2 separate regions of the Homo sapiens genome follow, and region 2 is linked to region 1. A link is a contact called in ENCODE Hi-C or POLR2A ChIA-PET data. All regions are on one chromosome and are shown on one strand. The core of a region is the stretch at or near the end of the contact, and the rest is flanking DNA. Distances in the headings are between cores, read along the strand shown. Region 1 overlaps KIAA1671. Region 2 overlaps KIAA1671.

The links. A loop is a pair of places that touch in the nucleus more often than their neighbours do. ChIA-PET counts read pairs that join two places held with the same protein, here RNA polymerase II (POLR2A). Pooled maps may share reads with other maps.
Region 2: a loop to region 1 is called in a map of endothelial cell of umbilical vein, with 6 times the contacts of the local background. The contact joins two enhancer-like sites. A Hi-C loop is called at or near these places in 23 of 168 maps with a recorded cell type or tissue (CD4-positive, alpha-beta T cell, HCT116, MCF 10A and 14 more) and 15 of 50 pooled maps. POLR2A ChIA-PET finds 5 or more read pairs at or near these places in 15 of 52 experiments (A549, Caco-2, H1 and 12 more).

What each region holds. Positions count from the first base shown.
Region 1 is chr22:24,982,647-24,987,859 of GRCh38, reverse strand. All of the region lies in intron 1 of KIAA1671, which reads right to left. Among named protein-coding and RNA genes, the nearest start is that of KIAA1671, 33 kb to the right of the region's middle. Within about 2 kb of position 1,901, at least 9 of the 41 ENCODE cell types and tissues checked have a DNase peak (open chromatin) inside an H3K27ac peak, as active enhancers do; they include endothelial cell of umbilical vein, heart right ventricle and left ventricle myocardium inferior, where a contact is called at or near this core.
Region 2 is chr22:25,021,871-25,027,134 of GRCh38, reverse strand. It overlaps KIAA1671, which reads right to left. Exons shown (of 13, transcript NM_001145206.2): 2 at 1,351-1,502. Among named protein-coding and RNA genes, the nearest start is that of KIAA1671, 72 kb to the right of the region's middle. RefSeq lists an enhancer at 1-1,187. Within about 2 kb of position 1,473, at least 12 of the 41 ENCODE cell types and tissues checked have a DNase peak (open chromatin) inside an H3K27ac peak, as active enhancers do; they include endothelial cell of umbilical vein, heart right ventricle and left ventricle myocardium inferior, where a contact is called at or near this core.

The sequences.
Region 1 (5,213 bases), core at 652-3,151:
ACTTCAGAAAGTCATTCTCCTTCCCCATGTCTCAGTATCCTCAATTGCAAAGCAGACATAATATGCCCAATCTAGCAGGAGTCTATCAGACTAGCTGTCATTTAGCCAGGATTGGTGGTGCACACCTGTAATCCCTGCTACTCTGGAGGTTGAGGTGGGAGCATTGCTTAGGGCCAGGCTGGGCAATACAGCAAGACCCCACCTCTACAAAAAATAAAATAATTAGCCAGGTGTGGTGGCATGTGCCTGTAGTCTCAGTTACTCAGGAGGCTGAGGCAGGAAAGAAGGTCACTTGAGCCCAGGAGTTTGAGGCTGCAGTGAGCTATGATCACACCATGGCACTCCAGACTGGGCAACAGAGTGAGACTCCATCTCAAAAAATAATAATAGGCCAGGCGCAGTGGCTCACACCTGTAATCCCAGCACTTTGAGAGGCCGAGGCGGGTGGATCACGAGGTCAGGAGATCGAGAACATCCTGGCTAACACGGTGAAACCCCGTCTCTACTGAAAAATACAAAAAATTAGCCGGGCATGGTGGCAGGCGCCTGTAGTCCCAGCTACTCCAGAGGCTGAGACAGGAGAATGACGTGAACCTGGGAGGCAGAGCTTGCAGTGAGCCGAGTTTGCACCACTACACTCTAGCCTGGGCAACAGGGCGAGACTCTGTCTCAGAAAAAAAAAAAAAAATAATAATAATAATAAATAAATCATTGGAAAAAAATCAAAAGAACAGTATTTCATGACACATGAAAAATCATATAAAAATCAAATGTGTGTGTCTATACATAAGTTGTGATTGCAGTCAAACCACAGCCACACCCACTTGTTTACATCCTGTCTGGGCTGCTTGTGCAGTAAACGGCGGAGGTCAGCAGGTGTGACAGAGGTCTTATGGCCTGCAAAGCTGAAAATATTTACTATCTGGTCCTCTACAGGAGAAGCTGGCCGACCCCTGCTTTAGGCTGTGACCTCCAGAGGGCAAGGGGCTTTGTCCTTCATTTCTATGGATGCTCCCTAGTGCCTGAAAGGGGTCAGGGCCTTGACAGATGATCAGATAACAAATGGTGGATAATTACCATGAGGCCCTGCCCCCAGCATAGAGCTGTGCATCAAGCTTGTGATGGATGGATGGATGGATGGGTGGGTGGGTGGATGGATGGATGGATGGGTGGGTGGATGGGTGGATGGGTGGGTGGATGGGTGGGTGGGTGGATGGGTGGGTGGGTGGTTGGGTGGGTGAATGAAATGAATAGGCAGTTCTCTGTATCCATGGGTTCTACATCTATGGATTCAATTAATCACTGATTGAAAATATTCAGGAAAAAAATAAGGATGGTTGCATCAGTATTGAACAGGTACAGAGTTTTTTTTTCTTGTCATATTCCATAAACAATGTAGATAGTAACTACTTACATGGTATCTACATTGTATTAACTATCATAATTAATCTTGAGCTGATTTAAAGCATCTGGGAGGATATGTATAGGTTACATGCAAATACTACACCATTTTATATCAGGGATTTGAGCTTCTGGGGATTTTGGTATCCCGTAACCCAGTCTCCCACAGATACCGAGGGAAGACTGACTACATAGGGAAGATGCTCTGGTTGAAGCCACAAGCGTCATCCCTTAGGGTGGCCAAACGCCCCTCCAGAGTCACAAACCAGAATCTGACATCCCTTGGGCAGGCACCTCTCCAAGAGCGCCAGACTGGCCTTGACATTCCATGAGCCCAGAACTCTAAAGAGAGGACGTGATTCATCTGAGATAAGTCCTTTCACTAGGAGAGGAAGGAAACCCATGTTCAGATCCGGGACCAAATTTAACTCCTGTCTTTCACACGTCCCCATCCCCCATAACACACACACGCACACAAGTCCCAACCCAGCAGTCAGGAGACAGCATCGGCACTTACTGACTCAGCTTCCTCCCGAAGGGTTACCCCACAACCCTCGCAAAACACAGTTGGAGAAAAATCCTCAATGGGAAGGGGCTATTCCAGAGGGAGAGGTTTCTCCTGGTGTTGGAGAACAGAGTAGTTCCTCCCTCTCATTCTGTTTCTCTCTCTCTCTCTCTCCCCTCACCATACACACACACACACACACACATACACACACACACTCACACACTCTCTCTCTCTCTCCCCCTCTCCCTCCCTCTCTTCCTCCCTCAAAAGGCGCTGAGACAAAGAGGGAACTAAAGAAACAAGAGACAGAAAGGCTAGGCGCGCTGGCTCACGCCTGTAATCCCAGCACTTTGGGAGGCCGAGGTGGGCGGATAATGAGCTCAGGAGATCGAGACCATCCTGGCTAACCCGGTGAAACCCCATCTTTACTAAAAATACAAAAAATTAGCCGGGCGCGGTGGCGGGCGCCTGTAGTCCCAGCTACTCGGGAGGCTGAGGCAGGAGAATGGCGTGAACCCGGGAGGCGGAGCTTGCAGTGAGCCGAGATCGCACCACTGCACTCCAGCCTGGGTGACAGAGCGAGACTCTGTCTCGAAAAAAAAAAAAGAAAGAAACAAAACACAGCAGGAAATAACGGCCTTTCACTCCACAGGGAATTTCAGATCCAGCCAACAAGCCCATCTCTTAGGAGGATATTAGCATCCTCAATACCTCGGAGACAGCACCTAATTTACGTTTTAAATCCCAGTGTGGGAAAATTGATATGTTCCCAGTTTGGAATGTGAATAGAGATGTTTTATCTGAATAGAGATATATTTTTACTTCCCAATAAGAAGAAAGCTCTTTTCCACATGAATATATATCCAAAAAATCAGAGAGACAGCAGCTCCGTGCTTCTGGAACAGTTGGAATTATCCTGCCATTTCATCTGGGCCCGGGGCCTAGGATACTATAACAACCCTCCAACATGCTCCTTGGTGGACACAGGTCAGCGTTTATTGCTGTTTGCCTGCTTTTTTTTTTTTTTTTTTTTTTTTTGAGACGTAGTCTAGCTCTGTCGCCAGGCTGGAGTGCAATGACACGATCTCGGCTCACCGCAACCTCCGCCTCCAGGGTTCACGCAATTCTCCTGCCTCAGCTTCCCGAGTAGCTGGGGTTGCAGGCACATGCCGCCAAGCCCATCTAATTTTTTTGCATTTTTAGTAGAGATGGGGTTTCACCATGTTGACCAGGATGGTCTCAATCTCCCGACCTCATGATCCGCCCACCTCGGCCTCCCAAAGTTTTACCTGCTTTTTCTCCTCTGCTCCTGAGCTTTGTCCTGAATGGGAAGACTCACAGCAGCTCACACATATAAGGGAATTAATTCCACGCTTATTAAGTTGCTGAAGCTGCCTCATCCCTTGCCCAGTAGCTAAACCGTCTCTTGACTGGGCAGATGATGCATTACCTTCACCAACAGGTGTAAAATCAGTGCTCCCTGTCCTGGGCTATTTCCCGTGCCCTGGACACCCAGCTATATTTGAGGATGGTCCTTTGCCTCCAGGTGTGTTGAGAACTTACAAGACTGAAGATGTTAGCTGAGGCCTTGAGCTTTCTTTCCCCTAGCTGTGTGACCCTAAGAAAACTGCTTAACCTCTCTGGGCCTGCATTTCCTCAAGAGATAAAAGTACTGCCCTACCTATCTGCAAAGGATTTGAGGCTTAGAACACTGGAGGGATGTCAGTGTGCTTGGGGGTAACCCTTAAGGCATGTACCCTCAGTCACTGTCATGCCCCTTCCTAATTAAGTGACTTTCTTCCAAAAGGGAATGCAACCACATAATGTCCCTGCTTAAGCCCCTGAGAGGCATTTAGAGTTAAATCCAAACACCGGCCAGGCGCGGTTGCTCACACCTGTAATCCTAGCACTTTGGGAGGCCGAGGCGGGCAGATCACCTGAGGTCGGGAGTTCGAGACCAGCCTGACCAACATGGAGACACCCCATCTCTACTAAAAACACAAAGTTAGCTGGGCGTGGTGGTGCATGCCTGTAATCCCAGCTACTTGGGAGGCTGAGGCAGGAGAATTGCTTGAATCCAGGAGGCGGAGGTTGTGGTGAGCCGAGATCGCACCATTGCACTCCAGCCTGGGCAACAAGAGTGAAACTCTGTCTCAAAAAAAAAAAAAAAAAAAAATTCCAAACACCTTTCCATGGCCCCATACCCCAGGCCCCCAGACCCCCAGCTTCAGCCCCCACCGCACAGTCACACAGGCCTCTGTGCCGCACTCCTGCCAGAAAGCCCTAGCGCAAGCTGTTCCCTCTGCTTCAAACAACCGCACCTTGAACCACCCCCGCCCCCCCACCATACACACATCCTTTAAGTCTGAGCTTTAATGGCCCTTCTTCAGTGTAATGGGAGAAAAACTGTCTCCCCAAAATTCAGGTCCACCTGTAATCTCAGAATGCGACCTTCTTTGGAAATAGGGTCCTTGTAGATGTAATTAGTTAGGTCTGAATGAGGTCACTCTGCATTAGGGTGGACCCTAATCCAATGACTAGTGTCCTTATAAAAAAAGAACACACAGACATACAGCTAGAAGCCAAAAAACGCCAACAATTGCCGGAAGCCACTGGAAGCTGAAGAAGAAAGGAGGGATTCTCTTTTACAGCCTTTGAAGCAGTGTGGCTCTGAGGACACTATTAGCCTCAAGAAAGTCGGAAAACACAGTGCTGTTGTTTTGAAACCACCCAGATTGTGATAATTTGTTAAGGTGCACTCAGAAAAGCACAAGCCGAAGCTCAGCTAAAGTTCATCCCCCATTTTCTTCAAAGCATCCTGGTCTTCTTTCTCCCTCCTGCCAGGTCTGCCTCTCCCTCCAGCCCACAGACCCCAAGAGAGAAGGGATCTCAGCTGCAGGGTTCCCTGTAGCCCCCAGCACAGAGCCTGGCCCACAGCAGGTGTCAGAGGAGTACTTTCCAAATGAATTCAACAGATGCCTGGAAGGAAGCTCAGAAAGGCCAAGGGACTCATCCAAGGTCACACAGCAGGTTGAAGCAGGCCAGGGAAACCAGCACCCAGGCCACTGGCCTCCCTATGAGTGATTCAAGGAGCCAAGACGCTGGCACTCATCCTGCAAGGACTTGGGTCCGGCAGGAGAAGCTCCCTCTCCCTCCCAATTCCCAACTTCCAGGCCTGTGCCCTCTGGGATCTGTGCCCAGCCAACACCACGACCTTGGCAGGGACCATCCCAGCTCAGTGACCCTGGAGATAAAAGCCTCTTGGGTCCTCCTGAGGTTCTGGGGCTGCTGTGGGGCAAGGGAT
Region 2 (5,264 bases), core at 224-2,723, 40 kb before region 1:
ATGCTGACTGCCTTCATACTCTTAATAGAAAGAGAAACGCCCAACAGTGAGGTCTTCCCATGAGTGAGATCTCGAGCTATGCCACATGCTTCTTGTGTTTTATACATCTCATCCTCCTCACAACCCTATTTAGTGGGTACAATTAGGAGACCCCATTTTGTAGTAGCTTGGGGCATAAGCCTCTTGTTCACCCTGCTATGAGATCTGTTTTCGCAAAGCAGGGGACCTCCTCTCTCATTAACCCTCCAGCAACTCCAAAAGTCAAGAATGAAGGAATGATCGTTATCTCCCTCATGGAGATGAAGGGAAAGGGCCCAGAGAGGTCGCCAGACTTGCCTACGATCACCCAGCTGAAACCTAACCTCAAGTCCACCACCCACTTAGCTCTGTCTTTTTTTTTTTTTGAGACCAAGTTTCACTCTTGCTGCCCAGGCTGGAGTGCAATGGCGCGACCTTGGCTCACAGCAACTTCTGCCTCCCAGGTTCAAGCCATTCTCCTGCCTCAGCTTCCGGAGTAGCTGGGATTACAGGCATGTGCCACCACGCCCAGGTAATTTTGTGGTTTTAGTAGAGGTGGGGTTTCTCCATGTTGGCCAGGCTGGTCTCGAACTCCTGACCTCAGGGGATCCGCCCACCTCAGCCTCCCAAAGTGCTGAGATTACAGGCTTGAGCCACCACACCCAGCCTCAGCTCTGTCTTTTTAAAAATTATTTTTTATTCCTTTCTGGTCTTAAAAAGTGCCAGGTAAGTTGCTGTTCTCGATCCCCCAGGCTCTCTTCATGCCAGTGTTTTCTTCCCTGTGAAACTGCCCCCAGCCAGCCCCCACCTAGATGGACTAAAAAAGTAGAAGGTATTTTAGTTAAACACAAGCCTCTCCACTTCCCTTCCTTGGGGCCCCACACTGCTCCCCCGGCTCTGACTCACTCAGCAGCCTCCAGGAAAGAAAGGCAGACAGATTTTGATATTTTCTCTTCCTTACACGCTCGATGGTGCTAACAGATTCCATCTCCCCAAACTGGAGAACACTGTCTAGACACGGTTAGAGGTAGAATGGAGGGACAGATATGAAGAATCTGAGAATTGGAGAATTTCCATACACAAAGATCCCAACCAGAGTTCTAAGGCTCCAGAATCCCACCCAGAATCAGGGCCATTGGCCTTTTGGGAGAGCAGCTGTGACCTCTGGAAACCCTGATTGAGGATACATATGTAATAGCCAGGACATGAGACACAGAACAATGACAGGATTCAAAGGACAGAGAGAAAATTCTCTGGCAGAACTCACAGGCACTCTCCATGCCCTTGGACACTCCAGCCCTCAAGCTTGGGTCAAGCATGGGCCCCACTTACCCAAGCTGGCAGGCCCTGGGTCAGGGGGTGTGACTGCCGGGAAAAGCCAGTAGTGTCACATGTCATCATGAATGGGGCTGTCCACACACTTCCATGGCAGAAACAAGAAGGGGGAAAGAAGACTCGTCCCAGCAGGCTGAGTTTCAGCAGGTCTAAGGAGACACAGGATGACAGCCTCAGTTCCGGAGTTCTGGCAGTATGGGAACAGACGGCACAAAAGCTTTCAAGCTCCAAATGCATCCGCTGGCATCTACTCCAGCTTGTAAAACGTATGCTCCTTTTGGCTTTTCGATTTTGTAGCCTTATATGTACGTGTGCATAAATAGTGCTGAGCCCACAGTACGTGCTCAATAAAAATCTTCCCTGTTCTCTGATACATTTATTAAGCACCTACGGTGTGTACAAAGATGAGCATGAAACATCCCCTGCAACCATGCAACTCACAGTCTTCTGTAAGAAACACACATACACACACAAGCAATTACAACTGGGTAACAAATGTCACTTTTTAAATGCAGGATGTGGGGGCAAATAGGACTGATTGCCTAGAATTGGAACTGGTGGTCCTGCATAACTCACTTGACTTAGAGGAGGTAGCTACTGAGCATTCGAGGTGCTGACTCACTTGGTAGCTGCTACCAAGTGATGTGCTTCACTTGGTAGCTGCTACCAAGTGATGTGCTTCACTTGGTAGCTACATTAGCGGTATTTGGACATTGTACCTCTTTGAAGCCCTCCAAATGCCTCCTCAGGGCCTTTGCACATGCTATGCCTGTTCTCTGGGACAACCATCTTGCTCACACACAGACACAGACCACAGTTCACACATCTCTGTCTCCCTTCAACCCGGTACAACCCCCTCCTACCTGTTCACAGAGCACCACATACACTCGGAGGCTTGGCAGGACTTAGCATAGCTACACTGTTACATTTAATACGACATCATCCTTCACATCAGCCTCTCCCATTCAATGGTAAGCCCCGCCAGAGGACACCCCAAATCCCTAGTGGCTAGCACAGCAGCCTGGCACATAAAAGCACCAGATACATGATTACTGAATAGAGAAATAAATCATTGCTGAGTTAATAAGTAAATGAATGAAGAAATATTCTTCTGCCCCTGCTGCCCACTCTCTAAGATGCTAAATAAGTCCAGATACCATGAGTCTCATGCCAAATGACTCTAAGCAATCTGGGACATAAGATGAGTTACTCTAGCTGTGGCTGTGGCTACTGAATGACAGAATCAAAAAGCTGTGAAGTGCTCAGCCAGAGGCTCAATCCACCAATCCTCACCCAGGGACCCCTATCAGTTTCACAAGCCAGAGGCTCAATCTACCAACCCTCACCCAAAGACCTCTATCAGTTTCACTGGGCCACACAGAGGAGCTCCACCCCGAGGGCAGGCACCTGCTACATCCACATTAACCTCACACTGTCACACCAGCTCACCTGCCCAAATGTGGAATGAATGCTTCTCTGCATGGATTTTCCTGGGAAAAGAGTCACCAAGAGCAACTGTTTGCTGAATTAGGATCAATGGTACACAAATGTCACCCCACTTTGGGAACCTTGAACCCACCTCAGGGACTATACTGCATGGAAGTAAAAGGAGAAGGACAAGATAAATTAAGTCCCTTGGTCCACGCTCCTCTACACCAAACAGTGCCTCTGTGACCCGTCATCTGCTTTGTATCTTGAACTGCCTCTCAAGTTACCATTGCAAATGCCTAGCAGATGTCTGATATGTAAACACAGTTGCACAAATGAGTCAATGAATGAATTAATAAATCAATGAACAAAGAAAAGTAAAAGGAGTTTTTTGGGATTTTTTTTTTTTGAAACAGAGTTTCACTCTGTCACCCAGGCTGGAGTGCAATGGCGTGATCTCAGCTCACTGCAACCTCTGCCTCCCAGGTTCGAGCAATTCTCCCGCCTCAGCCTCCTGAGTAGCTGGGACTACAGGTGCATGCCACCACACCTGCCTGATTTTTATATTTTTGGTAGAGACGGGGTTTCACTATGTTGGCCAGGCTGGTCTTGAAATCCTGACTTTGTGATCCGCCCGCCTCGGCCTTCCAAAGTGCTGGGATTGAGCCACCGCACCCGGCCTAGTAAAAGGAGTTTTTAAACCACCATAGTAGATGGCTCCGTAATATTTTAAAGTCCTAGCCAAACCTAGAAACCTATGATTCTCAGGTTTTCATTTAACCTGCTGTAAAATACAGGGAAACCAATTTAACTGTATGCTTTGAAGTCTTCTTTTAAATGTTATCACATATGTTACACTTGATTTAAGAGATGTTAGCCTCTTTGAAAACCTTTCTGAAGCCCACTCACGGAGAGGCTAGATGCTGTTTATTCTTGGGGTGGACATGTCCACTATTTTTTATTTATTTTATTTTTTATTTTTATATTTTTAGACAGTCTCACTTTGTAGCCCAGGCTGGAGTCCAGTGGCACAATCTCGGCTCACTGCAAACTCCACCTTCCAGGTTCAAGTGATTCTCGTGCCTTAACCTCCGTGAAGCTGGGATTACAGGCACCTACCACCACATCTGGCTGTTTATTTATTTAGAGACAGAGTCTCGGTGTGTCACGCAGGCTAGAGTGCAATGGCACTATCTCAGCTCATTGCAACCTCCGCCTCCCAGGTTCAAGTGATTCTCCTGCCACAGCCTCCCAAGTAGCTGGGACTACAGGCACCCAGCACCACACCCAGCTAATTTTTTTTTGTATTTTTAGTAGAGACGGGGTTTCACCGTGTTAGCCAGGATGGTCTGGATCTCCTGACTTCGTAATCCGTCCGCCTCGGCCTCCCAAAGTGCTGGGATTACAGGCGTGAGCCACCGCGCCCGGCCTCGGCCTCTTTTTTAAACAGTGTATTAGCTGACCATTATGACCAAAGCCAAGTCAACAAGACCTCCCCAGAGAAAGAAGGGAAACCAAGTCTGAGCCACCTCTAGTTTCATATGTATGTAAATTATCATGGAGGGCAGCACGGTGAACAGATGGAGAACAAAGGCATCCATCTGGGAAGGTCAGGAGGCTGTGGCAGGACCGTGAGAGAGGGGACATCAGGCTGACCCCAGGCAGTGGGCTAGCAATGAGTGTTTCTCTACTGTTGCTGAACTTGCCAAGTCCACAAGCTTGATCTCCCCAAGCTTAATTTGCAAAGTGCAAGATTCCCATTTTCTGCTATTTCATGCAGGAAAAAAAATCATTTGTCTGAGAAGGGGGTCACCCAAGAGCAACAGGTGCTGAAATTCAACAGGAGTCATTCGAAAGCATTCATTTGTCCACTCTTGTGACCCTACTTCTGCCAATGCTCACTGCCTCCCTCCCAAGCACCAGGTTCTGTACTTGGTGCTGGGGACACAGCCACTGAGCTTGAAGCCTCACAAGAGAGAAGGGAAGAAAAGCACTTCCATTCAAAACCAAACAGTTTGGCAGCTTTTCTCCCAGATTCAGAGGTGTTGATTCATTCTAACAGCTGTTTAAGATCTTTCATAATTACACCCTTAAATTCGATCTGAGAGCTTATCAGTCATTTATTCAGTCGTCTCTGGCTGCCACCTCCTGGGAATGCCACCATCTGGTGAGGGGCGTGGGCTGGTCCTGACACCTTCCAGCATCTTCCGGAATGTGACCTTAGTCCCCAAATCTGCAAATCCATCCTGTGCAGTGAGCCATGCAAAGAGCCAGGAACGGGGCCAGGCACGGTGGCTCAGGCCTGTAATCCCAGCACTTTGGGAGGCTGAGGCGAGCAGATCACGAGGTCAGGAGATCGAGACCACGGTGAAACCCCATCTCTACTAAAAATACAAAAAATTAGCTGGGCGTGGTGGCGGGTGCCTGTAGTCTCAGCTACTCGGGAGGCTGAGGCAGGAGAATGGCGTGAACCCGGGAGGTGG